Regions from separate parts of the Homo sapiens genome. Here region 2 is linked to region 1. A link is a loop called in an ENCODE intact Hi-C map of the cell type or tissue named here. Cell type or tissue: heart right ventricle. All regions are shown on one strand. Each heading gives the region's core, and the rest is flanking DNA. Links, peaks and the distances in the headings are about the cores only. Region 1 overlaps MSI2 (musashi RNA binding protein 2). Region 2 has its middle 30 kb from the start of MSI2.

What was found. A loop is a pair of places that touch in the nucleus more often than their neighbours do. Peaks named below come from ENCODE experiments on the same cell type or tissue, not always from the same donor. Only the 100,000 strongest peaks of a DNase experiment are listed, where the experiment ranks them.
Region 2: it touches region 1 in a loop (4-fold over the local background); 2 of 110 quality-filtered maps call a loop at or near these places.

The regions. Positions count from the first base shown.
Region 1 is chr17:57,281,898-57,296,936 of GRCh38, forward strand. The region is part of intron 5 of MSI2 (musashi RNA binding protein 2); the gene reads left to right. Among named protein-coding and RNA genes, the nearest start is that of MSI2, 33 kb to the left of the region's middle. RefSeq lists an enhancer at 2,941-3,210 and a silencer at 6,737-6,912. In heart right ventricle, for the core only: a CTCF peak has its summit at 6,994 (motif pointing right); DNase peaks (open chromatin) are centred at 6,374 and 6,977; H3K27ac peaks cover 4,504 bases.
Region 2 is chr17:57,218,645-57,233,683 of GRCh38, forward strand. No RefSeq gene overlaps it. Among named protein-coding and RNA genes, the nearest start is that of MSI2, 30 kb to the right of the region's middle. In heart right ventricle, for the core only: no CTCF peak of the experiment used is centred there; no DNase peak of the experiment used is centred there.

The DNA.
Region 1 (15,039 bases), core at 3,448-11,447:
GGTGGGGAAGCCTGAGTGAGATCAAACAACCTGAAAATGTGTCTTCCATCCATTTAGGGCTTTATGTGCAGCGAGGTTGGAGTGGCTGGCTGAGGATGTCAACATTTTAAATTTGTCACTGCTTTGACTTCCCTAGCTTTATCTCCCTTCAGATCAAAGCGGGGAGACTAGGAGTTGTCACTACTGGATTTGGTTTCAGACTATGTTGGTGTACCCTTGCTTTATGACCTTGGGGTTTCCTGTCTTTGCTTGGGGTGACGGGTTCATTTCAAACAAGTGAGATGTGTGTTGTGGTCTTTTATTCAGAGTGGGGAGCTCTTAGAAGCACCCACAGAGGCTTTGAAAGGACTGGGAAGCAGCTTGGAGGGCCAGTTGCGTATTTTCCAAGGATTCCTGAATATCAGGAATCCAGAAGTTTCTATTTGTTAGCCTTGCTGCTCCTCCAAGGAGCCATCCTGAAGGCAGTTTAGTCCTGCACTGGGAGACAAGGCACAGGCCTGAAGAATTCCTGCCCCCTGCTGTATAATAAATCTGATACTAAAATTAGTGCTGGCCTCCTGAGCCATATTTCTTGCTGAGATGATAAAGAAGTGTGTGTGTGGCAGGCTCATCTTTCAGGATTGGAGGATGTTGCTTTATGTCAGATAAGTGCCCAGGTCTCGAGATCATTTTTTTATGGCAGCCTCTCCCCCATTTCCCTGCTTCCTCTCCCTGTTCTGTTTTGTTAGGGGTAGGAGTAGGTAGGGGTGGATAGGGGAGAAATATTTTAGCTTGTCTTCTGGTTTTGTGTAAGTCTCTGTCACCGTAGGTAGATGTTCCTTGAGAATCTTTCTGAAGGTTTTATAATTGAGTCTTTTACCTCCGTGACAAGATATTATTCACTTTCTCTAAAGCGTTTACTTTATGCTTGGGCTGGGGTTGGGGGGTGGGGGGCAGACTTTTTTTTTTTTTCAGGGAACTCTGTCTCTAGAAGAGACTTGCCGTCAGGGCAGTTGAATGGCCAGCTTACGACTTTAATAATTGAGGCGGCATCTGGGCCCCTTGCTGAACGGCAGTCCTTCTGGCAGGGCGATTTTGCTTTTAAAATAACCATGTTCACCTTTAACTGCAAACGGCTGTGACGAGAGTTGTATTTAATTTTAAATTGCCCATGTCCAGTAACCCTCTGTACCTCTTTAAATAATAAAATGTTTTTAATCTTCCTGCAGCTGTGTTCTCTGTGTGGGGGCTTGCCATTTTTGGAAGAGGAGGGGGCTTCTGTGCCTCCTCTCCACTCCCTTTCTTTTCCCTTTCAAACTCACCGGGACTTCTAGAAAATGCCATTTCACTAAGGGCGGAATCTGGCCCGTAAAGTCTCTGGAGTGAGTGCTGGGAAGTTTATAAGCAGAGGCCGCACAGGGTCAGTCAGTAATGTCAGCCCCTGGGGCTGAAGTGCTTCCTTTGTGGGCAGAACCCCAGAAGTCCCTTTGTATCGCTGACCCATTAAAGACTTTTTCTCCCCATTCCCCGCCTCCAACTTCAGGGGGGCTTGATTTGTCTGTTATAATCGGAAACAGATTTTGGGCTCCTGATCCATTATAGATGTGTTTGAGATGGATGCCAAACCTGAAGCCACTTAAAGAGCATGTGAAAATGTGTTTAGATATAAAGGAAAGAAAGGAAGAGAGAGGATGAGGAAAGAAACAGCCTCTTCCAAATCCCCCAACTAGAAACAATACTGAAATGATAACACACAACAAAAAACAAACAAACAAAAAAACTCGATTTAGGCCCTAGGAAAGCATGGGAGGAGAAAATTAGGCTCCAGAGTCAGCCAAGTTGGTGCTTAGTCTGGGATGAACAGCCCAGTGAAGGAGGTTAAAGGAGGCAGAAGACCACACGCGCACGCGCACTCCCGGAAGCGTGGTTCAGGTGGGGCCTGCCGGGTCCAGGGGAATGTGTGTCCCAGGCTTGGAGCAGAGGGTGGCAGGTGCGTGGGGACGCATGGGAAGCACTCACGTTGTGCCCAGCAGGTCCATGTTTCTATCCCGGAGACCCTTGGGTTAGGAAATATTGATTGCTCTGTATTTGTAAACAATCTTTAAGGGGATCTAGTGCCAACACAAATAGTCAACTTCAGGCGAATCAAGTGGCCTCCTCTCAACAGGGAAGCCCATTGCTCTGATTTTCTGGATCGACACAGCCCCAGATTTATTTTCCTTTTTAATTCTCAAAAGGGGCCCGCTGAGTTGAGCATTGCCCAAGTATTGGTTTCTTTTCATCCCTGTTGAATTTTTTCCCTTCTTTAATGAAAGAGTTGGATTGGCTGTGCTGGGCCCTCCACCCGGTCATGGTAGTCCTGGTGACGCCTGGCTGCAGGGTTTCGAAGGTGGCCCTCATTTCAGCTGTCCTTGAGGCTCACTCCTGTGTTCCCCCTGCCCCTGCCATCCACCCCGCACCCGCCACCCCGAAACGTTTGTAGTACAGCTGCTGGCCTAGAACTCGAACTGATGTGTCTCTCACTCCAAACAAAAAATAAATCTGTGTGCTTTATGTATGTGTTTTAGAGGTGTGCCTGTGTGTTTTTTCTCTTGACAAGCTCATTCCCTACAGCTGTGCAGTCACAGCCCACTTTGAAATCTGCAGCATATATATATTTTTAAGTGAATAAGTACGAAGAGATGGGAAGATGTGGTTTGACTGTAATCCCACGTAAAACACTCTGACCCCAATTTTTAAAAAAGTATTTCATTAAAATGTTGTAGGAGACTATTACTGAGAAGAAGAAAGTTTCTAAGTTGATGGGACTCTTGTGTCTCCTAGTGTAGAGTTGATTTTGTTTTTTGGGGTCACCATGGAGATGAGAAGCATGGGGCTTCATGGCGTCATCTGCCCCCATTGGGGGAGGGCTTGTTGGCACAGGTCACCTCTGGATCAACCTCAGCCTCATCTGCTGGGGATGGGAGAAGCTCAAGTTGGCCAGGGGTTTACCCTATGCCCTCCTCAACCAGAATTAAAATGACCTTTTTTTTTTTTTTGCCTTCGAAGACAACATTGGTAACAATTTATTGAAACTATGGAGCTTAGCAGTGATCAGTTTTTGGATTTTCTCTTTCTTCAACCCCTCCCCTTTCTGGAAGACTTGTAGGAGGATAGGGGAGGTTTTTCTGTGCATAGATTGGCGTCGGTTTCTTAGAAGTTTCTTCTTTTCACCTTAAAAAAAATTGTTTGCATCCTTCCCCTTAGATAAGGAACCGTCAACATCCTTGTTAGAGCCCAGTGCGGAGGGGACCCTGAGGCACATACTGTTTTCAAGGTTAGATAGCAACAAACTTTCAGAGTAGCCGGAGTTTCAGGGGAGGGAGGGTTCTTTGGGTTCAAGGTTACCCATTTTTCCCCTGCTAGGAAGAAAGCCTTTTTGTTTTCTTTTGCCGACTTCTTCCAATAGCTTAGAGCAAATAGATTAGCAACCCAGCAGAAACCAAACCAAGGAACAAATAAAGGGGAAGTTTGCAGAGGGCCCTTGGCTGGGGGCTGGCTGCTGCTGAGGAGGCCAACTTGCGGTTTTCCATTTTCACGGTGAACCGCATTGTCTCAGCGTTCGCTGGTATTCACAAAATCAGAAAGAAAGGAAGGTGGTGGTGGGAGGGCGCACTTTTCAGGAGAGGCTGGGGTGTGGGGAAAGTATGCCCAGCTGCATGTTATTAGCAGCCTTCAAATAAAGTTTGTGGAAGGTTCCGGCCCCCACAGTCATGCCTGGGAAGCTTCTGTGTTCTTAGTAGGTGTTTTGAATTCTGTGGGATGGAACTGAATGTTTAAAAACAGTTACAGGAACGTCTCCCCAAGTAGGTATTCCTGAGAATTTCTGTGTACATGGAACTCTATTTTCTTAGCAAGCATCATTATATTTTTAGAAATGTTTTCTTTTCTCCTTGCCCGTCAGTTAGCCAAGCCTCCTACCACTCACTTTCTGTTGTGTAGTTCTGATTTTCCGAACAGGTGTTTAGATGATGAGGGGTTATATTAAGAAAGTACTAAAGAATACGTCTTATCACGTGAATCAGTATCTTTTTATTCAACATGGATGGAGTGGGAGTGGAGACCAATCTGTTTTATATTCCTGCAATCTGATGAGGGTAAGAAAAAGTTCATGCTGTTCATATTAGCTAGCCAGCCTCTTTCTGTCTTTCCCTCCCTTCCTTCTTTCTTCTTTATTTTTTCTTTCTTTCTTTTGTCTAATACCTAATTCCTTATCTCATTTTTGGGATTTTGAGAGAATAATTTTCATGTGGGGCGACAGAACTAGTGGTTGTAGTTTCACTTGTTTTTTTGACATTAAGGAAACAACAAATAGTCTTTTTTTTTTTTTCCTCAGACTGAGCACACATTTTAAGTGTTTTAGGGGGAAGCTCTGAAGGCAGTTTGTGGTGATTTTTAAAAAAATGTTTTTAAAGCTTTAGTCTCTCCTGGAAGCTTTGTGTGTCCCTGCATTTTCCTCGACGGTCGCTAATAAGAACTGCTGGTCTAAATCAGTGTCTCTGAGAGTCATTGATTCACTAATTGCTCATCATCGAGTCCTGGCTTCCCCCTCCTGCTGAGAGCACTTTTGTTTTCTGCTATTCTGCAAGGACTTGGACAGATTTCTGGAGTGTTTAAGAGGTAACCAATAAAAGAGTTTGGCGTGCCCCTGTTGGTAATTGTGCTTCTCGGAGGTGACCACGTCATTGGTATCCGGGCTCCATAAACAAGGGGCTGCCTTACCAGTGACCTTTCCCGCCTAAAACCGAAGGCCCCAAGGTCGCTTGTCTGATGGAGAATGTATTTCCCGGCTCACTGTGAGCCTCGACTTAATTTGTTCCTTTCCTAAGGCAAAATGACCTTCCAGTAAACCCACACCCCCTCCCCCGCTTATTATTATTTATTTATTTTTCTGGTGAACAAACAGAATTAGGAAAGGTGTGTTCTTCCAGGAGAGAGCGGGCAGTGTGGGAGGAGATGGCAGTCTGGCTCATTAAAATGCCGAGGTAGGTTTAAGCTGATTGCCAAGTGCGGGTCCTGCAGGTCAGAGTGTGATGCCCAGAAACAAAGCAAGGCCTAGGGAGAGGCTGGCCTGGAGGCAACTGGCTCGCGCCGCAGAGAGTTTTGAAGCCACATTTCTTCATTGGAAATTTAAAAAGAAAGAAAAAAAGCAGCCCCTTTTGCTCCATATTTATCATCTCTATAGTACCCTACAAATAAGTGGTCTCAAAAAGTTGTTTTTTTTTTTTTTTAATTTGCTGAACCTTTATAATAGGACCCTTTCTGAGGGCCCCGTGAGCCCAAGAATGCCTCCTTGCAATGTGAGTGTGGGAAATTAGTGCAGGCCCAAGGAAAGGAAGTGTGAAACTGCTTCCCTCAGTGAACACCCAGCCTGGCGAGGCTGTCCTGTGTGTCTTGGAAGCCCTGCTGGGCCTGAGTTTGGGTGCCATATAATTTGCTGGCCTAGCACCCCTTCCATGGGTCCCTCTCGGCCAGCCTCAAGGAAGGGGTCCTGTGGGGGACAGAATAGTGTGTGTGAGGGGCTGTCTGCGGGTGGAGGACTGCCGGGGCTTACCATCCTAACTTGTTGCTCAGTCGCGGAGTCTTGCATGTTGACTCTCCTGGGCTTGGTTGGCCGCTGCTGCTTTCCTGTGGTTGTTGGTTTGTGTTAGGTGTTTGGTCCTCTGGTTTGCTTTGGGTACTGGGACTTTAGCCCAGGGAAGAGGCCTGTGGTGCTTCTCTGCCTTTCGGCTCCTACGTGGGGCATTGGAAAGCCCTTTCCCTGCCTGGTTGAAACCTTCGCAAACTGCACACCTGGCCGGCCTGGCAGTCAAATGGATTCCATGGCAGCCCCTGCCTAGAGCGGAGCAGGATGTCTGTTTCGGCCGGTTATGAATGAAATCAGAGTCCTGTGCTGGCAATGCCATTGTGCGTAAGGAGTGCAAGGAATGCACTGGGCCATCTTCCCAGAGAGACCCTATAGACGAAACAGATGTGGTCAGATGAGCCCCTGGAGACAGCAGTAGTGGGGAGTGTGGGAGAGCAGGCCAGGGCGGCACCAGGAGGAGCAGGAGGAGCTCCAGGAGGATTCTGAGCCTCCTCCTCCTCCTTTATTCCTCCATCCCTCTGTCTGGGGTGGGATGTTTGGGAGAAGAGAGGCAATGTGGTATGGTAGATAGGCCTGTTCTTTGGAGACAGTTCTGGGATTGAATCCTGGCTATGTGACCTGGCCAAGTGACATAACCTCTCTGAGCCTGATGTGTGTCATCTGTAAAATGGGGATAATAAGACTTGTGTGGCAGCTCTGGGAACAGACAGAACTTTCTGTAGAGCACGTAGCACAATTCCTGGCATCTGTTAGGTGCTTAGTCAGTGTTGATTATGCAGCCAGCCTGGACCCAGCTGTTGTCGCTGGGACAGGGAGGAGGTCGTGCAGTTACCGAACCCTACACCATTGATTTTACTGCTTTGGACCGAGAGGCCCGAGTGTGCTGTTTAGCCTTCCAGGCCCTGAAAGGTTAGTTGTACCCTTCTGACTTTCTCTACAGAATCTTCCCCCTAACCTTCCTGGTGTTTGCTAAACTGAGAGTTAGCCTCACAGAGTCCCAGCTTCTCCTGGGTCATCATCCTTTTCTCTGGCCTCTGCCTGAGAGCAGCGTGCACCGGAGACTGAGGGAGGTTGGCTGTAATCAGCACAGACCCTTGGCTCTCAGCTGAGGGTGGATCCCAGTGTCTAGATGATAGATGGTGCAGTTTGGTTTCTAATTCCTGCTTGATTTAGAGAGGTGCTGGGAGTGAGTGGTGTTACAGGGAACGGAGGCTGTGGGAAGGCTGGGAGTGTGAGCGTTTGATTACCTTCTGTGCTCTAGGCCAGGGGTCCACAACTTTGGCACTGTTGACATTTTGAGCCAGATTATTCTTTGTTGCAAGGGTGGAGGTTGGGGAAGTGGGGGTGCATTGGAGTGCATTGTATCTGTAGTAGGATGTTTAGCGGCATCCCCGGCCTCTACCCACTAGATGCCAGTAGCAATCCCTCCCTGGTTGTGACAGCTAGCAATTGCCACGTGTCTCCTGGGGGACACAGTCACCCTTAGATGAGAGTCATTGGTCTAGCACTATAGGTCACTTCTCTATAAGAAGGGGAAATATTTGTATGTTTTCTGAGGTTCTGTTCTGCATGGATTGGAACCTGGACAATGAAATATTCATGAAATTCAAGAGCAGGAAAGTGCCTGGAGAGATCACCTGGTCCAGGCCCCAGCCTCCCGCAGGTGGCTAGCCACATGCCCTGGGTTTGATTTCCACGGCTCCTGCTGGTCTTCCCTTTTGGTTAAGTGAAAGGGCAGGGAGAGGGGACGTTTCCACCCAGGCCAGCATCTCTATAGAGCTTTTTGGAGTGGGAACTTCTTTTAGCAGAATGACTCTGCACTCCTGGGCTCTTGGCAGTCCTGTGTTTGGGCCTCTAGGAGTTTGGTTGCAAGCTCCACGAGTTTGATTTGCTCTCTCATCCCTGGCACACACAAATTTGTCACTCAGAGGGACTGGCTTTTCTGCATGCACTGAATGGATTTTTATTTGAAATGAATTCATTAAAAAAAAAAAGTTTTGCTTGCCAGGACTCTGCCGTCCTCTCTTCCCTTTTATTTCTCTCTGTCGTCTGTAAGACGAGCCTGGAAGGAGCTGTCTGGTGGGATTGGTTGGCCAGGGATTTTTCTAGGCCCTGATTAAAGGTAAATTATCAGATGAAAGTTGGAGGTTGCTGCTGTGCTTGTAAAAAAGTCACTTGTGTGCCATAAAATCCATCACAGCTCCCTTGGTGAGAAGGAGGAGGCCGTGAAACACTCAGTGATGCTACTTCGGCTTCCAGTGATTTGGCTTCCCTCTGCTGCAGGAGTGCTGCCCGGCAGCCCGGTGCACCCTGCTCTTGTGAGAAGCTCGCTGAATCACGTTGGTGGGAAGCTCAGAGACAGAACTGTGTGTTGCCGGCAAGTTGCCATGAAGTAGTTTTAGATGTTGGACTTAGGAGAACCAGATGGCTTTATGGAGTAGAAGCGGAGCCCATGATGTCTTGGTGACTTTTGCCTCTCTTTTGCTTAGAACCAAAGAAGGTGGTTGTCCAGTTGGAGAGGGTGTGGGGAGTCTGGCCTTGGAGAGGCAGTATAGCCCATGGTTGACAGCATGGATGCAGGGACCAGACTGCCCAGCCAGTTATAGAGGTGGGACTGTGGGCTAGTTATTTAATCTCTCTGTGCTTCAGTTTTCTCATCTATAACATGGGGATGAGAGTAATAGTACCTACTCTGGGGTCATCTTGAGGAATTTGTGCAAGAAAAGGGCTGAGCCTATAGCCTGGCCAGGGGTAAGGAAGTCATCCTTAATTATATTATCATTGGTTACACTATTCTTTTTAATTTATTTTAGTTTTTCTTTTTAGAGACAGAGTCTCCCTCTGTTACCTAGGCTGGAGTGCAGTGGTGTGATCATAACTCACTGTACCCTCCAACTGTTGGACTCAAGCAGTCCTCCCACCTCAGCCTCCCAAGTATTGGCACTACAGGCACATGCCACCATGCCCATTTAATTTTTAAAAATTTTTTGTAGAGATGGGGTCTTGTTATGTTGCCCAGGTGGGGGTCTCTAACTCCTAGCCCCGAGTGATCCTCCTGCCTTGGCCTCTCCAAATGTTGGGATTACAAGTGTGAACTACTGTCCCTGGCCTGGTTATATTATTCTATAATAGATGGTTAGCCTGGCTCCTGAGGCTTTAGGAAAGTGCTTCTCAGACTTTACTATGCAGAAAAATCAGGTGAACCCATTCCTGGGCATGCTGAAATCGGTGTCTCAGTCTTGGGGCCCAGGACTCAGTGTTTAATATCTCAGGTGGTGATATTGCAGGGAGCCCGCATATAACCTGGTGGCTCCTTCAATGGCAGTGTTGGTCAGATTCTTAAAGAATGAAGGGCCCCCGTGTCATCACAAGGAGAAGTGTCTTCCACCTTGGATTATCTGGGAAACAGTTCTGCCCACGCTGGGGGGCCTGATTTGGGCCCTGCGTCAGTGTCCTGGGTGTAAACCTCTGCGAGATGCCCCTGGGTGTCAGGTCCTGGCTGCACCCCATCGTTAGGACTGGGGGCAGCAGCAGATGAGGGAAGACTTGTCTCCTCTGGCCCATGGAGTGTCCCTGTTTTTCAGCTCAGCCAGCATCCCATACTCAATTCTGCCGGCGAGAGCTGTGGGCCTGTTTTGCAGGTTGTGTCGTTTCAGCGGGTAACTGGTATGTGTGTGCATGCGTGCAAAAGAAAACATCAAAATGTTTGGGGAGTGTTTTAGGAAAATAGCAAGGAGCAGATTGCCAAGATTCGCTTATATGTTTCTTTTTCTTTCCTTTTCGCTGTGTACATGTGTGATCAGCATCCCGGAGTGTTCTGAAATACAGCTTTGGCTTTCTTACCCCAACTATTCTTCCGTATAGCAGAGAGGATACAATTCACCACCAATAATACCGAGCAATAAATAACCCAGAGAAGATGAATAGCCTTGTGTGGTGGTAAATTAAAGTTGATTTATTGCACATAATATATACAGGTGCTCCTAATGTAATTAAGCAGCGAGGCTTTTAATGTTGCAGAATCTGAAAGAAGACCCAAGAAAATTGGGTCTTAATAAGGCTTATTGAAATAACAGCTAAACATGCTGCTTAGTACCATTAGGGGATGCTGAAAGATGGATCGACTCTGCTGCTTTTTCTTATGTGTGGAGATGACACACCTGACCTGTTGTCAGCAGGTCCCGCACTTGAATTGTTTTCTCTACGGTAGGACTGGATTGTTTTGAGCTGTCAATATACCCTGGCCTTGTCCTGCTTGTGGCCAGAAGTTTAAGTGGCTGCCTATTGAATAGGTTTTTTTTGAGTGAAGGACGGGGGAGCTGGAACTGAAGACCCCACTGTCTACAGCCATACCACCCTGAATGTGCCCGATCTCATCTGAAGACCCCAGCCTCATTCTCCCCCGCCATTCTAACTAACCAGGCCAGGCAGGAGAGGATTTGTTCATGGAGTGAACTCACTGATTGAGCCTTTACCATGGGCAGAGTGCTGTGCTGGAGATTGGGAGTCAGGGATGGAAACAAAAGCTAGACAGTCCCCCTCCTCAGGAGGGCTAGTGGGCGAGACCTGCGTGAAAATGCAGGATCGTAGAGGAGGGGACGCATTCACCGAGAAGGTCCAGTGGATTGGGGGCTAGGGAGACCCTCGGACAGCTGCCTGGGGGAAGGGGCTAGAGAATGGGAGGGGAGGCTGGACTGGTGATTTAGGGGCAAGAGCAGGAAAAGTTCTGCATTCCGCTCAAGAGATAGAGACTTTGCCTGAAGGCAGTCTGGAATCCTGGCGGCTTAGGAGCCAGGGCATCATCACATTGATATTTTAGAGAGAAAATTCTTGGCAGTGTTATAAGTCATGGACTGGGGGAGACCAGGGAGCTAAGAGAACAGGGCCTGGACCAGAGCAGGGGGCAGAGTGAGTATGAAAGGAGGAGGGGTGAGAGGCAAACTCTCCCATGTGCCTTAGACCTGGTGACTCCAGTGGGGTTGGGGTGGCAGGGTACCTGGAGGAAGGGTGGATTTGTGAGCAGCCAGTACTTCCATCAGAACCCCTCGGGGGTGCTTGTTAGAAATGGAGGTTGGTGGGGGGTCCCTCACCTGTGGATCTCCAGTTGCTAAGGTGCCTGGACATCTGTGACTGAAACCAGGTCCCCAAAGGATGCTGAGGCCTGGAAACCTTGGTCTCACCTGGAGATGTGGCTCCACGATGCCCTTGGGAGCGAGCGAGTCATTTCACAAAGTGTTAGGAGGGAAAGGAGCCTTTCTGGGGCCAGCACGGTTGGAAGAGTTCACAGCCTTTCTGTGAGTTGCTTTAGGGGCCTAAGACTTTGGTTGCTGAAGGAAGTATAAATGTACAGTGACCCTCCAAGAGCCTCCCTCTCACAGGTATGCCCCACTTTAAGAAAACCCGCTAGACGAAAACCCTGACTTTTGGAGTAAGATTTGTCAAGGAGAGAGAGTTCTTCCCAGTACCAAAGGTTTCAGAAAAAGACCCGTTTAAGTAGTAAGCTGACCTTCTGAACCAATAAATAAGACAGTGGTTTCTTTCTTTTGTAGAGGTCACCTGTTGTAAATCTGAGAACATTTGAAGAATTTACTGCATTGGCTCATTAAGGTTAAAAAAAAAAAAAGTCAGTCGACTTGGTCAGCATTACCCAGTGCCCATGGTTTTCAGAGCCACCCCTGGGTGAACTGAGAATGGTGTTTGCTCCAGAGCCTGGGGCCACAGGGGAGGCTGGGGAGAGACTCAGGGCCCTACTGTTGGAATGGCCTTCACATGACTTGTCCTGCTTCCGGCTTGGAGTATGAAACCACCAAGAGGTATGTACAGCTCGCATTCCAGCATGGGAGGCGGGGAGGCTCCTGGACCCACGGGGCTGTCAGGTTGAGGCCTGCTCTGAACGCCTGAGCACTGCGATCCTGATGTGGAGAGCTTCCTTCCACCTCCGCCTCCTCCTCACGCTGCAACAGCGCTTGGCTGTACCTTGCCATTACTTGATTATTTGCAGAATTAGAAAAGGCTCAAGTATCTGATCATAATTTTTTCCTGGATATATAGCACATCCTCTGAATATGTAATCAGTGCTTTATTGTTTTTTTGTTTTTTTTTTTGTTTTTTTTTGTTTTTTTTGAGATGGAGTTTTGCTCTTGTTGCCCAGGCTGGAGTGCAATGGCGCAATCTCGGCTCACTGCAACCTCCGCCTCCTGGGTTCAAGCGATTCTCCTGCCTCAGCTTCCCGAGTAGCTGGGGTTACAGGCATGCGCCACCACACCCGGCTAATTTTGTATTTTTAGTAGAGATGGGGTTTCTCCATGTTGGTCAGGCTGGTCTCGAACTCCTGACCTCAGGTGATCTGCCCGCCTCAGCCTCCCAAAATGCTGGAATTACAGGCATGAGCCACTGTGCCCAGCCTGTTTTTTTTTTTTTTTAAAGGAATATGGGCTGTTAGATGTTGTAAATGGATAGGCAATGCATGTTCACTTTTTCTGAGGCTTGTTCAGGGAAACTGAAAAAAGTTCCTCTGTCACCTTGTGTGCATCTCTGTGGTACTGTCTCTCCAGGGTAGTGTGGGATTTAGAGGAGAGGGGCTGGAGGGGACCCTGCAGATGTCCCTATGTTCTGGAGGCGGACTTGTTTATTTTTGACAGAATGAATCTTGGACATGGGAGGATCTGGCTCTGACCAGCCACAAATTGGATATTTGTTTGACCTTTTTATTCCAGTGAGTGGGAAGAGATCCGGTACCTCCTTTATCATAAATCTTGCCTTGTTGTTTGCTCCAGTATAGCACTTCATCTGGGTGCTGTTTGAGCATCTGGCTTTCATTTTTAAGTGCCGGCAGGTGCAGGGGCAGGCATATCTCAGGGGGCCGTGGCAGATGAACGAGATGTGGCAAAAGCTGGCGTGGCACTGTTGGGGGTGAGTTTCACGGGAGAAAAAGGAGTTGAGCTTATTCTTGGGCAACTCTTTGCCTTCCTGCTAATGTTTCCAAGTATACCATGCAAGAATCAACTCCAAGGGGCTAGCTGAAGCTGGGGAAGGTGAAGAAGTGAGTCTGAGTTGTCTAGAACTTGATTGGTAACATCTCAGGGTACTGCCAGCTGCTGGACCAATGTGGTTCTCCTCCTTCCCTGCCTCTCACCCCTTCAAGATGAGTTGTCTTGTCTCTGACCCATCCTACAACAGCCACAAGTCAGTCGATCCTGTGTTTGTGCTCCCGAAGGACTTGGCGACTTGGCTAACAAGGAGACATTTGTTATTTCATTTCCTCATCCATTATTCATGCAGTGAGAGGTAATTAGCATTTAGTAATGTGGTTTCTGGGGTAGGTGAGTTGGGTTCATTCATTGAGCAAACATTTCTTGATCCCCTGCTCTGGGTTGGGTGCAGGCCAGGGGGCTAGGGTTACAGAGATGAGGGAAGGGCCTAGTTTGCCTTTGAGTGTGTGTCTGTTTGGGGAGGCAGGTGATCAGCGGGCGAAGGATGCTAAAGGTGTTTCAGGACCACCGAGCAGAGAGTCGTTTCTGGGGAGAGCCAGGGAAGGCTTCATAGAGGAAGTGGCATTTGGCTTGGGCCTTGAAGAGTGAACAGGAAAGAATTGGGATGGGGGGAATGTGCCCACCCTCCAGTGCAAACTGGGTCCTGGGGTTTAGCTTCTGATGATGGATGGTCATGGTCATGTGTCTTTCTGTGCAGCGCTGCCCACTTCTTTCCCCAAGCCTCTGTCACTCAGGAGAATTAATACGCCTCCTGCCCAGCATCTGGTGGCCCTGCCGCCCTGCTTGCTTAGGGAGATGGCTGACAGTTGGCAAGGAGGGGAGCTAGAAGGGTGCTGGTGAGTCATCAGGCTCCCCATGGCTAAAAAGAGAGCATACTTCAAAGCCCAGAGCATATCAAAGATGGGTTGTGTCACACCCACTGAGCATTTTACACAAATAAGAACTCAGTTTCTGACTCTGCAGCAAAAAGTTGGTCAGTTTTTGGGGGATTATTATTATTATTATTTTTTATACAGGTGCGGTAGGTTGAGAAATATTATTCATGGAAATAGGCTAAGTTGAAATAGGCTCTATCTGTTAAGGAATAGACTTATTAAGGTGGTGGGTGTGCCCTGTGTCTCTCTTCTTTAAACTCCGTTTTTCTTTGTTCTAGCCAATGTTTTATTGCTGATATGAATCACTGAGGGGCTTGGAGGGAGAAAGGAAAGGGTTTCTGTATAAACAGCTGTCTTGCTGATTCAATCTACAAAGTGGATTTTATAGCTAAAGTATTTGTTCTTGCTTTAAAATGCCAAAACAGCACCGTCATTTCCTCAGCGAAAAGAAGGGTCTTTGAGAATATGGGGCTTTCTGCTCCCGTCACAAATCTTTGCTTGGGGGAGAGGAGGAAGGAATTCCATAGAACTTTTCTTTGAACTGGTCTTTCTAAAAGAATCTCATGCTCAGAGGAGAAGAATTTTCTTTACAAAGTTTGAGTTACCAGTTCACGCAGCCTTCCTTTTTTTTTTTTTTTTTTTTTTTTTTTTTTTTTTGCCTTACTACATGTTCTGGTTTAAAAAACAATAATAATCCTCTCTGGTCATCACAGCTGACTACCTGCTTAATGTTTGCATATAGATATTTCATTTTCTTTTTTTATGCAAGATTTCATCGTTGCATTATCTGAGATAGTTGGTTGCCCTGAGATTATTAATAAATTGAGACAGTTAATGGTGTGTGACTCAGAACATACATTTAAAAACAAGTTGGAATAGAAATAGGTCTTTTACAAAATTAATTTTTTGTTAGGCTCCTCTCTTGAGCCTTTTTGTTTGAAGCCGGCTGGCTTTGTAGTGTTCATATATGGCCGACTGCAATTAACATAAATTACTTTTAAATACCAGTTAGTTGCTGTGGAGAGAGGCCAGGGTGGTGGCTGCTTATGGAAGGTTAAGAGGCTTGGTCATTGTCTGGGTTTTTATCTCACTGTGGATCAAATTCTGTTCCCTTTGGAGGCCAGAAGATCGTGTCAAAGATTGCTTTCTTTGACGATAGGGAGAAGGATTAAGTCTTTGCCCAGAGTACCAGTACTTACCAAGGAAGAATAAATAATCATAAAATGTTTACATATTTAAAAACAAATAATATTAAAATGCAACATGTATCCTGGATTGGATCCTTGAACAGAAAAAAGACATCAGTAAAAAAATTGATGAAATCCAAATAAAACATGTAGTTTAGTTAATAGTATTGAATATTGAATCAGTGTTAATTTCTTAGTTTGATCAATGCATCGTGGTTATGTAAGAGATGAACATTAGGAAAAGCTGAATGAGGGGTATGGGGAACTCTAAGCTATTTTTGCATTTCTTCTGTCATTCAAAAATTATTTTGAAATATTAAGGCTTTTTTGTTTTTTGAGATGGAGTCTCACTCTGTCGCCCAGGCTGGAGTGCAGTGGCG
Region 2 (15,039 bases), core at 3,116-11,115, 64 kb before region 1:
CTTTTAACATTCCTTCAAGGCAAGTCTACTGCCAACAGATTTCCTCAATTTTTATTTGCCTGAGAACATCCATATTCCTGGATTCTGTGTCCATGGATTCAACCAACTGTGGGTTGAAAATACTTGAAAAAAAATGGATGGTTGTGTCTGTGGTGAACATGTACACACTTTTTTCTTGCTATTATTTTCTAAACAATACAGGATAACAACTATTCACTTAGTATTTACATTGTATTAGGTATTATAAGTAATCCAGAGATAATTTAAAGTATAGTGGAGAATATGTGGAGGTTTACACAAATATATAGTGGAGGATGTTGTGTAGGTTGTACAAATACTATACCCTGTTATATAAGGGGCTTGGGCATCCTTGGACATTGGCATCTCTGGGGGTCCTGGAACAAATCCTCCATGGATACTGAGGGGCAACTGAACTTGGGTATAAATCCAACAAAATATGTGTAACATTATTGAAACGACAAAACTCTAAGCTGGTCGGATGGTAGTGGGTTATCAGAACTTATTAACACTAGTGTCACTAAAGTTTGGTATTTTCCATATTTATGAATAGGAAACTTCAATATTATCAAGATGTTAATGCTTCCCAACTTGACCTATAGATTCAATGCAATCCCAATGAAAATTCCAGCATGTTATTTTGTGGATATAAACAAATTGATTCTCAAGTTTATAGAGAGAGGCAAAGGATCTAGAACAGTCAACTCAATATTGAAAAAGAACAGAGTTGGAAGACTAACACTACCCAACTTCAAGACTTACTATGTACTGTATCGTTTACTTACCATGAAGCTACAGTAATCAAGACAGTGTGGTATTGGTGAAAAGGTAAACAAGTGGGTCAATGGAACAGAATAGACACCCCAGAAATAGACACAGTCAACTTATCTTTGTTAAAGTAGCAAAGGCAATATAATGGAACAAGGATTGTCTTTTCAGCAAATGGTGCTGGAACAACTGGATATCTACATGCAAAAAATGAATCTGGACTGACTTTATACTCTCCATAAAAGTTAACTCAAAATGGATCATAGACCTAAATGTAAAATGCAAAACTAAAATTCCTAGAATATAGCACAGGAGAAAACATAGGTGACCTCGGGTATGTCAATGACTTCTTAGGTACAACACCAATGGCACAATTCACAAAAGACATAATTGATAAGCTGGATATTATTAAAATTAAAAACATCTGCTCTCCCAAAGAAAATGTCAAGAGAATAAGAAGCCTGGCACAGTGGCTCATGCCTGTAATCCCAGCACTTTGGGAGGTCACAGCAGAAATACTGCTTGAGCTCAGGAGTTTGAGACCAGCTTGGACAATATAGTAAGACCCTGTCTCTACAAAAAAATTTTTTTAAAAAATTAGTCAGGTGTGGTGGCACATCCCTGTAGTCCCAGGTACTTGGAAAGTTGAGATGGGAGGATCACTTGAGCCGGGAGTTGGAGACACAGTGAGCTATGATCATGCCACTACACTCCTCCCTGAGTGACAGAGTGAGACCACATCTCTAAAAAGAAAAAGAAAATGAACAACCCGAATTTAAAAATGGGCAAAGGACTGTAACAGACGTTTCACTTAAAAAATATATATAGATGGCAAGTAGGCACATGAAACGAAGTTTAACATGTCATTAGGAAATTGAAAGTTGAAACAACAATTGAGGTGCTACTACACACCCATTAGAATGGCTCACATCCCGAAACTGACAACACCAGATGCTGACTGAGGAGGATGTAGATCAATAGGAATTTATTTATTGTCGGTAGGAATGCAAAATGATACAGTCACTTTACATGATGGTTTGAAAGTTTTTTACAAAACTAAATAAACTCTTACCATGTGATCCAGCAATCACACTCCTTGGTATTTACTCGAATGAGTTGAAAACTTATTTTCATACAAAAGCCTGCACGTGGATGTTTATAGCAGCTTTATTCATAATTGCCAAAACTTGGAAGCAACCAAGATGTCCTTCAGTAGATGGATACATAAATAAACTGTGGCACATTCAGACAATGGAATATTATTATTATTATTATTTGAGACAGGGTCTTATTCTGTCGCCCAGGATGGAGTGCAGTGGCCCAATCACAGCTCACTGCAGCCTCGACCTCCCGGCCTCAGGTGATCCTCTCACCTCAGCCTCTCGAGTAGCTGGGACTACAGTTACATGCCACAATGCCCAGCTAATTTTTTAAATTTTTTGTAGAGATGAGTTTTCACTATGTTGCCCAAGCTGATCTCAAACTCCTGGGCTCAAGCAATCTGCCCACCTTGGCCTCCCAAAGTGCTGGGATTACAGGCCTGAGCCACCATGCCTGACCACCAGTGGAATATTATTTAGCAACAAAAAGAAATAAACTATTAAGGTATGAAAACACATAGAGGAAAGTTAAATGCATATTACTAAGTAAAAGAAGCCCATCTGAGAAGTACACATACTATATGATTTCAACTGTGTGTCATTCTGGAAAAGGCAAAATTATGAACACGATAAAAAGATCAGTGGTTGCCAGTTGGAGAAGAGAGGGAGGGAGGGACGAATAGGCAGAGCACAGAGGATTTTTAGGGCAGTGAAACTATTCTATATGATACAGGTTGAGCATCCCAAGTCCAAAAATATGAAGTCTGAAATGCTCCAAAATCCAAAACTTTTAAACACCATGTTGGGATGCTTAACTGGTAAGTCTATAATGCAAATGTTCCAAAATCGAGAAAAATGTGAAATCCAAAACACTTCTGTTCCCAAGCATTTTGAATAAGGAATACTTAACCTGTACTACAATGGTAGATGCATGTCATCATACATTTGTCAAAACCCATAGAATGTACAATGCTAAGAGTAAACCTTAATGTAATCTATGGACTTTGGGTGATAATGATGTGTCAATATAGGTTTATTGACATAAGTACAAATGCACCTCTGTGATATGGGATGCTGATAGTGGGGGGAGGGGGTTGTTCATGTGTGAAGACAGGAGAACATGGGAATTCTCTGTACTATCCCCTCAGTTTTGATGTGATCCTTTAGGTTTGTGAACTTTTCTACAAAATAAAGTTTATTAATTTAAAAATATATTGAATGGAATTTGTAGCAGGTTAGACACTGCAGAAGAAAAGTTCTGTAAACTTGAAAACACAGCAATGGAAAGTATTCCAAATGAAACATGCAGAGAAAAATATGGAAAAATTTAAACAATTATCAGAGACCTATGGAACTATATCAAGAAGTCTAATGTGCATGCAATTGGAGTTCCTGAAGGAGAAGACAGATGGGAAAAAATATCTGAATAAATGATTAATGAATTTCTTTCCTAATTTGAAGAAAACTATAAATCTATGGATCTAATAAGCTCAACAAACTCCAAACAGAATAAACAACCAAATTATGGCATACCATACCACAGCTTTCCATACTGTGGAAAACAGTGATAAAGAGAAAAATCTTAAAAGCAGCTGGTAGAGTGAGAGAAGACGCTTTATGTGCAGAGGAACAAAGATAAGAATGACAGGAGACTTCTCTTCTAGAAGTATGCGTGCCAAAAGTACATGGAGCAACATCTTTGAATTACTGATAGAAACAAAACAAAACAAAACAAAACAAAACAAAACTGTTAACCCTAAATTCTATAGCCAGCAAAAATGTATTTCAAAAATAGAGAACAAATAAAGACTTTCTCTGGAGATAACAAAGCCAGCAGAATTCATCACAAGCAAATCTGTACTACAAGAAATATTAAAAGAGGTTCTTCAGGCAGAAGAAAATGACACTAGATGAAAATTAGTATCAGCCAGGTGGAGTGGTTCATACCTGTAATCCCAGCACTTTGGAAGGCCAAGGCAGGAGGATTACTTGAGCCCAGGAGTTCAAGACCAGCCTGGGCAACATAGTGAGACCGTATCTTTATTTTAAAAATAAATAAATAAATAAATAAATAAATAAATAAATAAATAAATAAATAAATAAGAAAATTAGAATCTATACAAAGGAATACAAAGTGCCACAAGTGGTAAAGGTATAGGAAAATGTAACAGATTTTTTCCTCACTTTTAAATCTCTTGAACAGATAATTAATAGCTTAAAGCAAAAAAAAAAAAAGTATTGTGGGATTTATAGCACATGTACAGGTCTGACAAAAATAGCACAGATGGGAAAAGAGATATGAAAGTATACTGTTGTAAGGTTCATATGCTAAATGTGAAGTAAAGACAGACTATATTACATTAAAGATGTATAGTGAGAACTTCAGAGCAACCTCTAAAAGTAAACACACAAATAGGTCTGGGTAAGACAATAGTGGGGATTAAAATGGAATCATAAAAAATGCTCAAGCGGCCGGGCGCGGTGGCTCACGCCTGTAATCCCAGCACTTTGGGAGGCCGAGGCAGGTGGATCATGAGGTCAGGAGATCGAGACCATCCTGGCTAACAAAGGTGAAACCCCGTCTCTACTAAAAATACAAAAAAATTAGCCGGGCGCGGGGGCGGGCGCCTGTAGTCCCAGCTACTTGGGAGCCTGAGGCAGGAGAATGGCGTGAACCCGGGAAGCGGAGCTTGCAGTGAGCCGAGATTGCGCCACTGCAGTCCGCAGTCCGGCCTGGGCGACAGAGCGAGACTCCGTCTCAAAAAAAAAAAATGCTCAAGCATTGCAAAAAGAAGACAGGAAAAGAGGATCAAAAGAACAAAAAAGAAATGGAACAAATAGAAGACAAATAGTAAGATAAGCACAATATAATTCTATATGTTTAATTTTCTTTAATATTTATTGATAATGTTTTACCATTTCTATGTAGAACCCTTGCACATCTAGTGAAGATTTGTTCCTAGAATTGTTATGTTTTCTGATGCTATTGTAAGAGATATTTTAAAATTTTTATTTCAACATGCTTACAGCCAGATTATAAAATTTAATTGGTTTTGGTCATATTTATATTGTATCTAGAAACTTTGTACATTGACTTATTAATTCTAATAGTGTGTGCATATTCCTTTGGATTTTCTATGTATCAACTGTGTTGTCTGCAAATATTGGTAGTTTTTTCCTTTATAACTTTTATATCATTTGTTTCTTTTTCTTACCTCATTGCATTGGTTGGGACCTCTAGTATAGTGCTTTTTGCAGATAACCTTTATCATATAAAGGAAGTGTCCTTCTATTCAAAGCTTTCTTTTCTTAAACCAAGAACGAATGTTGAGTTTTATCAAATGCTTTTCTGCATTTGTAGATAATAATCATATGATTTTTCTCCTTTATTATGTGAAAGTGGAAATTTCTCATTGATTTTAAATGTTCAACTAATCTTGCTTTCTCATGATGTACAATAGTCCCCACTTATCTGTGAAGAATATGTTCCAAGACCCCACCCCAATGGATACCTGAAACTGCAGATAGTACCAAACCCTATGTATACTATGTATTTTCCTGACTACATACCCATGATAAAGTTTAATTTATAAATCAGGCATGGTGAGAGATTAACAATAACTAACAAAATAGAAAAATTGTAACAATATACTATAATAAAAGTTATGTAAATGTGGTCTCTCTCTCTCAAAATATCTTATTGTATTGTACTCACCCTTCTTTTATTAAGTGAGATGAGACGATGCCTACATGATGAGATGAAGTGACGGAGTAGGATGGTGCAGGATTTCATCACGCTATTCAGAACAACATGCACATTAAAATATGAATTGTTGGCTGGGCATAGTGGCTCATGCCTGTAATCCCAGCACTTTGGGAGGCTGAGGCGGGAGGACTACCTGAGGTCAGGAGTTAGAGACCAGCCTGGCCAACATGGTGAAACCTTGTCTCTACTAAAAATACAAAAATTAACCAGGCATGGTGGCACATGCCTGTAATCCCAGCTACTCGGGAGGCTGAGGCAGGAGAATCACTTAAACCTTGGAGGCAGAGGTTGCAGTGAGCCGAGATCACGCCATTGCACCCCAGCCTAAGAGACAGAGCGAGACTCCGTCTCAAAACAAACAAACAAACAAAAAACATGAATTGTTTATTGCTGGAAATAAACACATAGTTTATTTCCATTTCATATTTTTGGACCACAGTTTACTGCAGGAAGGTCACTAAAACCATGGAAAGTGAAACCACAGATAAGGGAGGAATACTACAGGATACCTTATCTTTTTCATACATTGCTGAATAAGATTGCCAATATTTTGTTTATGGTTTTTGAATCCATGTTCTTGGGTGAGGTTTACCTGAAATTTTTCTTTTTTTTTTTTTTTTTTTGAGACAGGGTCTCACTTTGTTGCCCAGGCTGGAGTGCAGTGGTGCGATCTTGGCTCACTGCAACCTCCGCCTCTTGGGCTCAAGTGATCCTTCTGCTTCAGCCTCCCAAGTAGCTGAGGCTATAGGCATGCACCACCACGCCTGGCTAATTTTTGTATTTATTTATAGAGCTGGGATTTCACCCTGTTGCCCAAGCTGGTCTCAAACTCCTGGGCTCAAGCAATCTACCCACCTTGACCTTCCAAACTGCCTGTAGCATCAGCCACCGTGCCTGGCCGAAATTTTTCTTTTTTGTACTGTCAGGTTTGGCAGCAAGTTAATGCTAAGTTAATAAAATGAGTTGAGGGAATGAGGCCTCTTTTTACATGCTTTGAAATAGCTTGCATACAATTAGAATTATTTATTCTTTGAGTGTCTGGAACTTGCTGGTGATGCCAGCAGGGCTTGGAGTTTAATATGTGGGAAGGTTTTAATTTACACATTCAATTTCTTTCATGATTATAGGATTGTTTGGGGTTTCTCTTTTAGTCAGTTAGATTTTCCTGAGAGTGGGTCTGTTTCTTAGAAGATTTCAAATTTAGTGACATAAAAATGTTCAACAATGTCCTCTTATTATTTTGTTTCAATCTGTGAAGCCTTTATATTTATATCAGTATTTCATTCTTGATATTGTTTATTTATGCTTTCTCTCTTTATTTCTTGGTCAGTCTTACCAGAGGTTTGTCATTTTTATCAGTCTTTTCAGAGGAACGTTTGGCTTTGCTAATCTTCTCTGTTGTGTTTATTTTCCATTTCATTAATTTCTATGCTTCTCTTTATTTCTTTTCCTACCTTTCTTGAGTTTATTTTGCTGATGTGTTTCTAACTTCATAAAATGGATGTTTAGTTCATTAGTATTTAGTTTTTTTCTTTTCTTTTTTTTTTTTTTTTTGAGACAGAGTTTTGCTCTTGTTGCCCAGGCTGGAGTGCAGTGGTAGGATCTCGGCTCACTGCAACCGCCATGTCCCAGGTTCAAGTGATTCTCCTGCCTCAGCCTCCCGAGTAGCTGGGATTACAGGCGCATGCCACCACACCCAGCTAGTTTCGCATTTTTAGTAGAGGTAGGGTTTCTCCATGTTGGTCAGACTGGTCTTGAACTCCTGACCTCAGGTGACCCACCCACTTGGCCTCCCAAAGTGCTGGGATTACAGGCATGGCCACCTCATCCAGCCTTCTTTTCTTTTTTTTTTAAACATAGCCTTTTGGGCCATAAATTTTCCTCAGAATTGTTTCATCTATCCCAAAAGTTTTGCTGTGTATTTTCATTACAGTTCCATACTCAATATTTTCTAATTTCTGCTGTTTTCTTCTTTGAGCCCCTGGTTATTTAAACACGGGTTTCTTAATTTATAAGTATATGTGGATTTTCTATTAACTATCTGTTACTGATTTCTACCTTAACTTCATTGTTGTCAGAGAATGTATTCTATATGATTTCAATACTTAAAAAATATGAGATTTGCCTTATGACCTGGTATATCAGCAACTTTTGTAAATATTCCATGTGTGCTTGAAAAGCATGAGTTTCTGCAGTTGTTGGGTATGGTGTTCTAAATATGTCTGTGATGGCAATGAAAACGCGCCACTCAGCTCTTCTGCTAAATATGCGTAGAGTGGTCATGAACGTGTGCAACTCAGCTCTCCTGCTATGGGGTGCACAGTTGACTGGCAGCCCTAACCACTATTCCTTTGGATCCCACAATGCATTTGTGCTGAGACCACTCTTCCTCTGAGCTGCTTCCAGCTGGTGGAGCTGAGCTTGTCGTGGTTACTAGTGCAGGCCCATTCCTGTGGGATTTGAGACTTTTTAAATGGGCAACTTTGGTTCAAAGGCACCCCATCAGCCTGGCCATGCCCTTTATAGAATTGCACTGTAGTCTGAGACTCTACCTACTCAAGTGTTCTTCCTTTTCCCACTCCTTTCAGATTGGTATTGTGGGCAGAAGGCTCTCTCTGCCTGCTACTGCTTCCTTTCCTTTATCCTTCGTGGGCAGTTTCCCCAAGACACCTCTGGCATGTCTAATCTTATCTTGGCATCTGTTTCCTGAATTGATATAATGTCCCTTTGGTCAGTTGTACTGCATGTGTTGTTCAAATCTTCTGTATCCTTACTGATGTTTTTTCCTGTTTGTTCTGTTTGTTCTACCAGTTACTGGAAGAGGTGTGTTAAGTGCCCCACCATGGTTCCTGATTTGTTTATTTCTTTTGGTAATTACCAATTTTGGGGAGATATATATACATATGATTTCAGACCTTATCCTCCATGCAGAATTTGTGCTTAATATATTTCAAAAGTTATTGAGTATGTAAATTTAAAATAGTCTGCGTTGAACTGACTTGTTTAACGTCTTGAAGTGGCATCTGTCTCTAGCAATGCTTTTTGCTTTAAGTCTACTTTGCTCATTAACATAGCTAAACCCAGTACACATTTTCTTAGTACACCTTTTCCCCCCTTTTGCTTTTAGACTCTCTGTATACTCTTGAGATATGTTTCTTATGAACAGCATATAGTTTGATTTTTAAAAAATTCATTCTGACAAGCTTTGTATTTTAGATGAAACATCTAATTCATTTATATTTGTCATTATTTTTCATATTTCTGGTTCTATAGCTATTATACCTTTTCTTTTACTACTATTTTCCCACAAGTTCCATTCTTTCTCTACTTTCTTGCCCTCTTTTGGATTGATTTGTTCTTTTTTCCATTTCCACTTTTTCCCTCCACCGATTTGAGAACTGTTTCTATTCTGTAAATGGAATCTCTAGAAATAGCAGCAAATAACTTAGCAAAATCAAAGTTACTTAGCAATTCTACTCTTTTTCGGAAAAATATGAAATCTTACAACTTCCACTTATGCCTTCCTGACACATATGCTGTTATTGTTGTGCATTTAGTTCTATCAACTTTTCTTTCAAAAGCCCACAAGTCTATTACTATTGCTTTAAATGTTCAATGTTTCACCTATTTTCTCACTTTTTTGTGTTTTATTTCCTCTTGTTCTCTACACCTTCCATCTGAACTAGCTTTTCTTCTGCCAGAACTGAAGGTTTGTTAGTAGCAAGTTGTCTCAGTTTTTGTTTGCCTGAAAATGACTTTTCCTCCTTAATTATGAATATAGAGTTGAAAATGAACAATCATCTTCTCTCAGCACATTGAAGATATCATACATTGTCTTTTGATTTCAGTTGCTGCTAATGAGTAGTAAATTGTCTGAAACTCTTTTTTTTTTTTTTTTTTTTTGAGACAGAGTCTCGCTGTCGCCCAGGCTGGAGTGCAGTGATACGATCTCGGCTCACTGCAAGCTCTGCCTCCCGGGTTCACGCCATTCTCCTGCCTCAGCCTCCCAAGTAGCTGGGACTACAGGCGCCCGCCACCACGCCTGGCTAATTTTTTGTATTTTTAGTAGAGATGGGGTTTCACCGTGTTAGCCAGGATGGTCTCGATCTCCTGACCTCGTGACTCGCGCGCCTCAGCCTCCCAAAGTGCTGGGATTACAGGCGTGAGCCACCGCGCCCAGCCAGTTGTCTGAAACTCTTTTAAAAATAATCTGTCTTTTCTCTTTCACTGTTATTAAGATATTCTTTTTGTCTTTGGTGCTCTGCAACTTCATTATGATAGAGATAAATGCTAGCTAGCTAAATAGTTAGCTATTTATATATTTCCCATGTTATTATTCCAGTAAATCTGTCCCCTGAGTTCTTTTTTTCTAGAAGTTCTTTAGATTCTTTTTCAAAATCACTTGTTTTCTTGTTTTCTTTTTCTTGCATACATTTTCATGCATGATTTTTATTTTTATTAAATGTATGAAACGTGGTTGTTTAAAAGTCTTTGTCTTATTTCAAGATCTGAAGTTTTTGCAGGATTGTTCTAGCTATCTGCTGCTTCTTGCACTTAGTTCTTAAGTGCCCTATTTTATTGTGTAGTTAGTTTCTTTCTCTCTCTCTCTCTGTCATTTAACTTTAAACTGATCGTTTTCCTTGACATTTTATGTGTGGGAATACTTTGAAGTCTGGGATAAATTTGGCTTCCTCTATAAAGGATTCACTTTTGCTTCTGCCAGGTTCTGGAGGCATTACTATTTCTGGGATCACTCCAGTTACATTCTCCACTTGGTCTATCCAGACCACCCAGAGTGTGGATTTTTTGCTATAAACTGTGTCATGGACAGCTTGTGGTTTGAATGTTTAGTGATGATTCTTGGCACGTGTGTCTACACACGCACACAAACACACACAAAGACACACACATAAACATACGCACCTGTCTTACCCTCTTCAGTGCAAGTGTGAGGCAGATTTCCCCTGCAGTCTTCAAGAGAATGTGGGAAATATTCCTTTTTTTTTTTTTTTTTTTTTTTGAGACAGAGTTTTGCTCTTGTTGCCCAGGCTGGAGTGCAATGGCGCGATCTTGGCTCACTGCAACCTCCACCTCCCGGGTACAAGTGATTCTCCTGCCTCAGCCTTCCCAAGTAGCTGGGATTACAGGCACCTGCCATCACATCCAGCTAATTTTTGTAGTTTTAGTAGAGATGGGGTTTCACCATGTTGACCAGGCTGGTCTCAAACTCCTGACCTCAGCTGATCCACCCACCTTGGCCTCCCAAAGTGCTGGGATTACAGGCGTGAGCCACCGCGCCTGGCCCGAATGTGGGAAATGTTTCTGAATTTCCCCTTACACAAAGGGGATAGCCTTTGGAAGCATCCCAGCTTTATGGTGGAAGACTACTTATTAAACTCCTCATCTTGGTCAGACGGTGGGCTTTGTCTCCTTTTTCACAGTCTTGTGAGGCCATGAATACCAAAGCTCAAATTCAGCAGGTTTAGCAAATGCCTTTGGAACACATTGCTCTACCCACATCTCTCAACTACTCCGCTAAATCCCTGGACTAAGAATTGTTAATTTTTCTGCTTATTCACTGATGCTCTTAAATTATTTTTAATCCAGAATTTTTAGTTATTTTCAATAAGTATATTGATTCACTTGCCATGTTTCCAGAAATGGAAATCAATTTTATTAAAAAAAGACTCATGTTTTATAATTCAACAGTCTTCATTTAAATAGTACCAATGTACAGTGTCCACTGAAAATCCACTGTAACGTTAATGGATTAATCATAGTGCGTATTTGCAAAGCTCTTTTAACTTTTCAAATGGTTTTCACATGTATCTGTGGTTCTCAAGGGGGGGGTGGCACTGCCCTTCTGGGGAGTTTTGAAAATCTGAAGGAGTTGTTTAGATTGTCATTATGGATGGGAGCCATTATCAGCATTTAGTGGGGAGCCAAAGATGCTAGACTCCTACAGTGCCTAGGGCAGTCCTGCCCAAAGAATAATTGCACTGTGTCTCATATGACTTTTCAGTATCCCCTGGTCGTTCAGAAACTGAAAATCATACCTTGTCCTGTGTCATAGCATAGGGGCTTATTTTAATTCTTCTTTTTAAATTTTATTTTATATTTATTTATTTATTTATTTTGAGATGGAGTTTCGCTCTTGTTGCCGAGGCTGGAGTGCAATGGCAAGATCTCGACTCACTGCAACCTCCGCCTCCTGGGTTCAAGCGATTCTCCTACCTCAGCCTCCCGAGTAGCTAGGATTACCGGCATGTGCCACCACACCTGGCTAATTTTTTATATTTTTAGTTGAGACAGGGTTTCTCCATGTTGGTCAGGCTGGTCTTGAACTCCTAACCTCAGGTGATCTGCCTGCCTCGGCCTCCCAAAGTGCTGGGATTACAGGCATGAGACACTACGCCCGGCCTATTTTGTTTTGTTTTTGTGGAGACAGGGTGTCTCTGTGTCACCAAGCCAGAGTGCAGTGGCGTGATCAGAGCTCACTGCAGCCTCAAACTCCTGGACTCATGCAATCCTCCCACCTCAGCCTCCAAGTAGCTAGGACTATAGGCATGTGCCGTCATGACCAGCTAATTAAAAAATATATATATATAGTAGAGATGGGGGTCTCACTATGTTGCCTAGACTGGTCTTGAACTCCTGGGCTCCAGTGATTCTCCTACCTCGGCTCCCCAAAGTGCTGGGATTACAAGCGTGAGCCACTGTGCCTGGCCATGCTTCTCTTCTTAATAAGGACCAGTTTATTTGTGAGATCTTCTTCTTCCTCAATTTTTCCACTTTGATAATTTTTAATTTGTCTTGGCATGTTATTCTTACTTCAATTAAGATTATATCTCTCTTGTTTCTTATCATATGCAAACAAGCCTGGTTTGTTTTCATTTCTTCTAACAGGGTCATTGTGGTGAACACCTGTACCTCTGCTCCTTGATTTCCTTAAGCTCTAAATCCAAGCTAATATGTTCATTATAACTAGTTGCTATCATTTCACTCCTTCAATGTGTCTTCTAATGGAATCATGCCAAGGCAGTCACAGGTTGAAACACAAATTTGTGTGTATCTATCTACCCTTTATACTATACCTTGGACATCATTTTTGGAGGAATTATGTTTGTAGGTATATTGTCTCTGAATTTAATTTCAGGATAGTGAAAGAGGCCTTTACAGAATATATGTTTAGAAATTAGGTCTGGCTGGGCGCCGTGGCTCATGCCTGTAATCCCACCACTTTGGGAGGCCAAGGTGGGTGGATCACTTGAAGTCTGGAGTTTGAGACCAGCCTGGCCAACATGGTGAAACTTCAACTCTACTAAAAATACAAAAATTAGCCAGGTATCGTGGCAGGCACCTGTAATCCCATCTACTTGGGAGGCTGAGGTGGGAGGCTCACTTGAGCCTGGGAGGTGGATGTTGCAGTGAGTTGAGATGATACCACTGCAATCCAGCCTGGGCAACAGAGCAAGACTCCATCTCAAAAAAAAAAAAATTAGGTCTGATAGGGTCTAATAGGGTTAAGAACACAGACATATTTGTTTCCTTTCATTCTTCTAAAAACTCTATTAGGTAGATACTTTTATTTATTTTTTTGATAGGGGAGGAGACTTAGGCTTAGAAAGGCAAAATAACTTGTCCAAGGTCTCTGAGATCTTTAATTAGGCTTGATTACAAGGTGGCTGACACCCTGCATCCCACTACTGATGTCTTGCAAACTGTCCATTTATTCTGTCAATGAGTATGCATGGTGCAGCTGTGAGAAGGGGACGGTGCTGGATGCTGTGTAGAAGGCAGGAATACATAAATCACAGTCCCCACTCTCCAGGAGAGGAGAGAAGATTTGCTAGAAGCCCAGAGGCCAAGTACAACCCAGCAGCATCATTGTCACCAGAGTAGCACAAAAGCAGGAGGCCACTCTGCTGAAGAGACATAGGAAGGAGGAGTACATGGAAGAAGTACACTGGCTGGAGGCTTTGGGATGGGTGGAAATTGGACAGGGTGAGGAGAGGCAGGATGGGCTGAGGAGGAGGGCATTGGGCATAACTCATTTTGCTTAAGCAAAGGCAGACCAGTTTTCCTGGAGCACCCAGGTTAGACTGTGACATAATCAAATTCCTGAGAACAGAATGACTGTAAGACAAGCATCCAAGTTGATATCACAGGTCACCAGATATACATCAAAGAGAGGATGAGGAAGCAGACAGGGTAGTACAATAACACACTAGATGGCAAATAATTTTGTACTTTTATGACAAACTAAGATTTAAGGATGTTCTTTGCCACATTGTTTATGCTAGGGAAGCATTAGAATCCACAGAAATGTCCAGAAATAAGAAAATGAGTGCACAGTTATGCTACATTCAGCTATTTAGCATACTATGTATTTAGCCTGGTTTCATTAACAAGTCAAAGTTATACACAAAGAAAGTGGGGAGTGGGAGAGGTTGGTTAGGGGCTGGAACAAGATACTGTTGCAACCTCAAAGGGACATCAAAGACACAGTCCATTGAAATGCATGGTTCTTGATTGGATCTTGGTTTGAATAAACCATCTATAAAAGAAATTGTGGAAAACAAGTGAAAATTTCTATATGGAGCAAGTATTAGATGATATTAAGAAATTATTGTGGGCTAGGTGTGGTGGCTTATGCCTGTAATCCCAGCACCTTGGGAAGCTGAGGCGGGCAGATCACTTGAGGTCAGTTCAAGACCAGCCTGGACAACATGGCAAAACCCCGTCTCTATAAAAATACAAAAATTAGCCATGCGTGGTGGCACATGCCTGTAGTCCCAGCTACTCAGGAGGCTGAGACATAAGAATCGCTTGAACTTGGGAGATGGAGGTTGCAGTGAGCCAAGGTTGAGCAACTGCATTCCAGCCTGGGTGACAGAGCAAGACTCCGTCTCAAAAAAATAAATTAATAAATAAAATAAAAAAGAAGAAGAAGAAGAAATTATTGTGAATTTTGAAGTTATGTAGGAAAATATCCCTTTTGGGATGTATATGGATGTGTTTAGAACTAAAATGTCATGATGTCTGCAATTTACTTAAAAATACTTTAGCAACGAAGTAGATGAAGTCAATACATCAAATGTTAACAGTTGTTATCTAGGAGATGGGTATGGAGGTGTTCATTATCCTACTTTTTCTACTTTTCTATCTATGGTTAAAAATTTCCATAATAAAAAGTACAAAGAAAAAAAAGAGAGAAAAAGAAGAAAATAACGTTTATAAATAATTTTAATGATGTAGAAAAATACTATGATATAATGTTAGATAAAAGAAAAGTAAGAATGAAAATTTTTGTATATAAAATTTTGATTCTTATATAAAACTTATATATAAAATTTTGTATATACAGCATATATATTTTTTGTACAT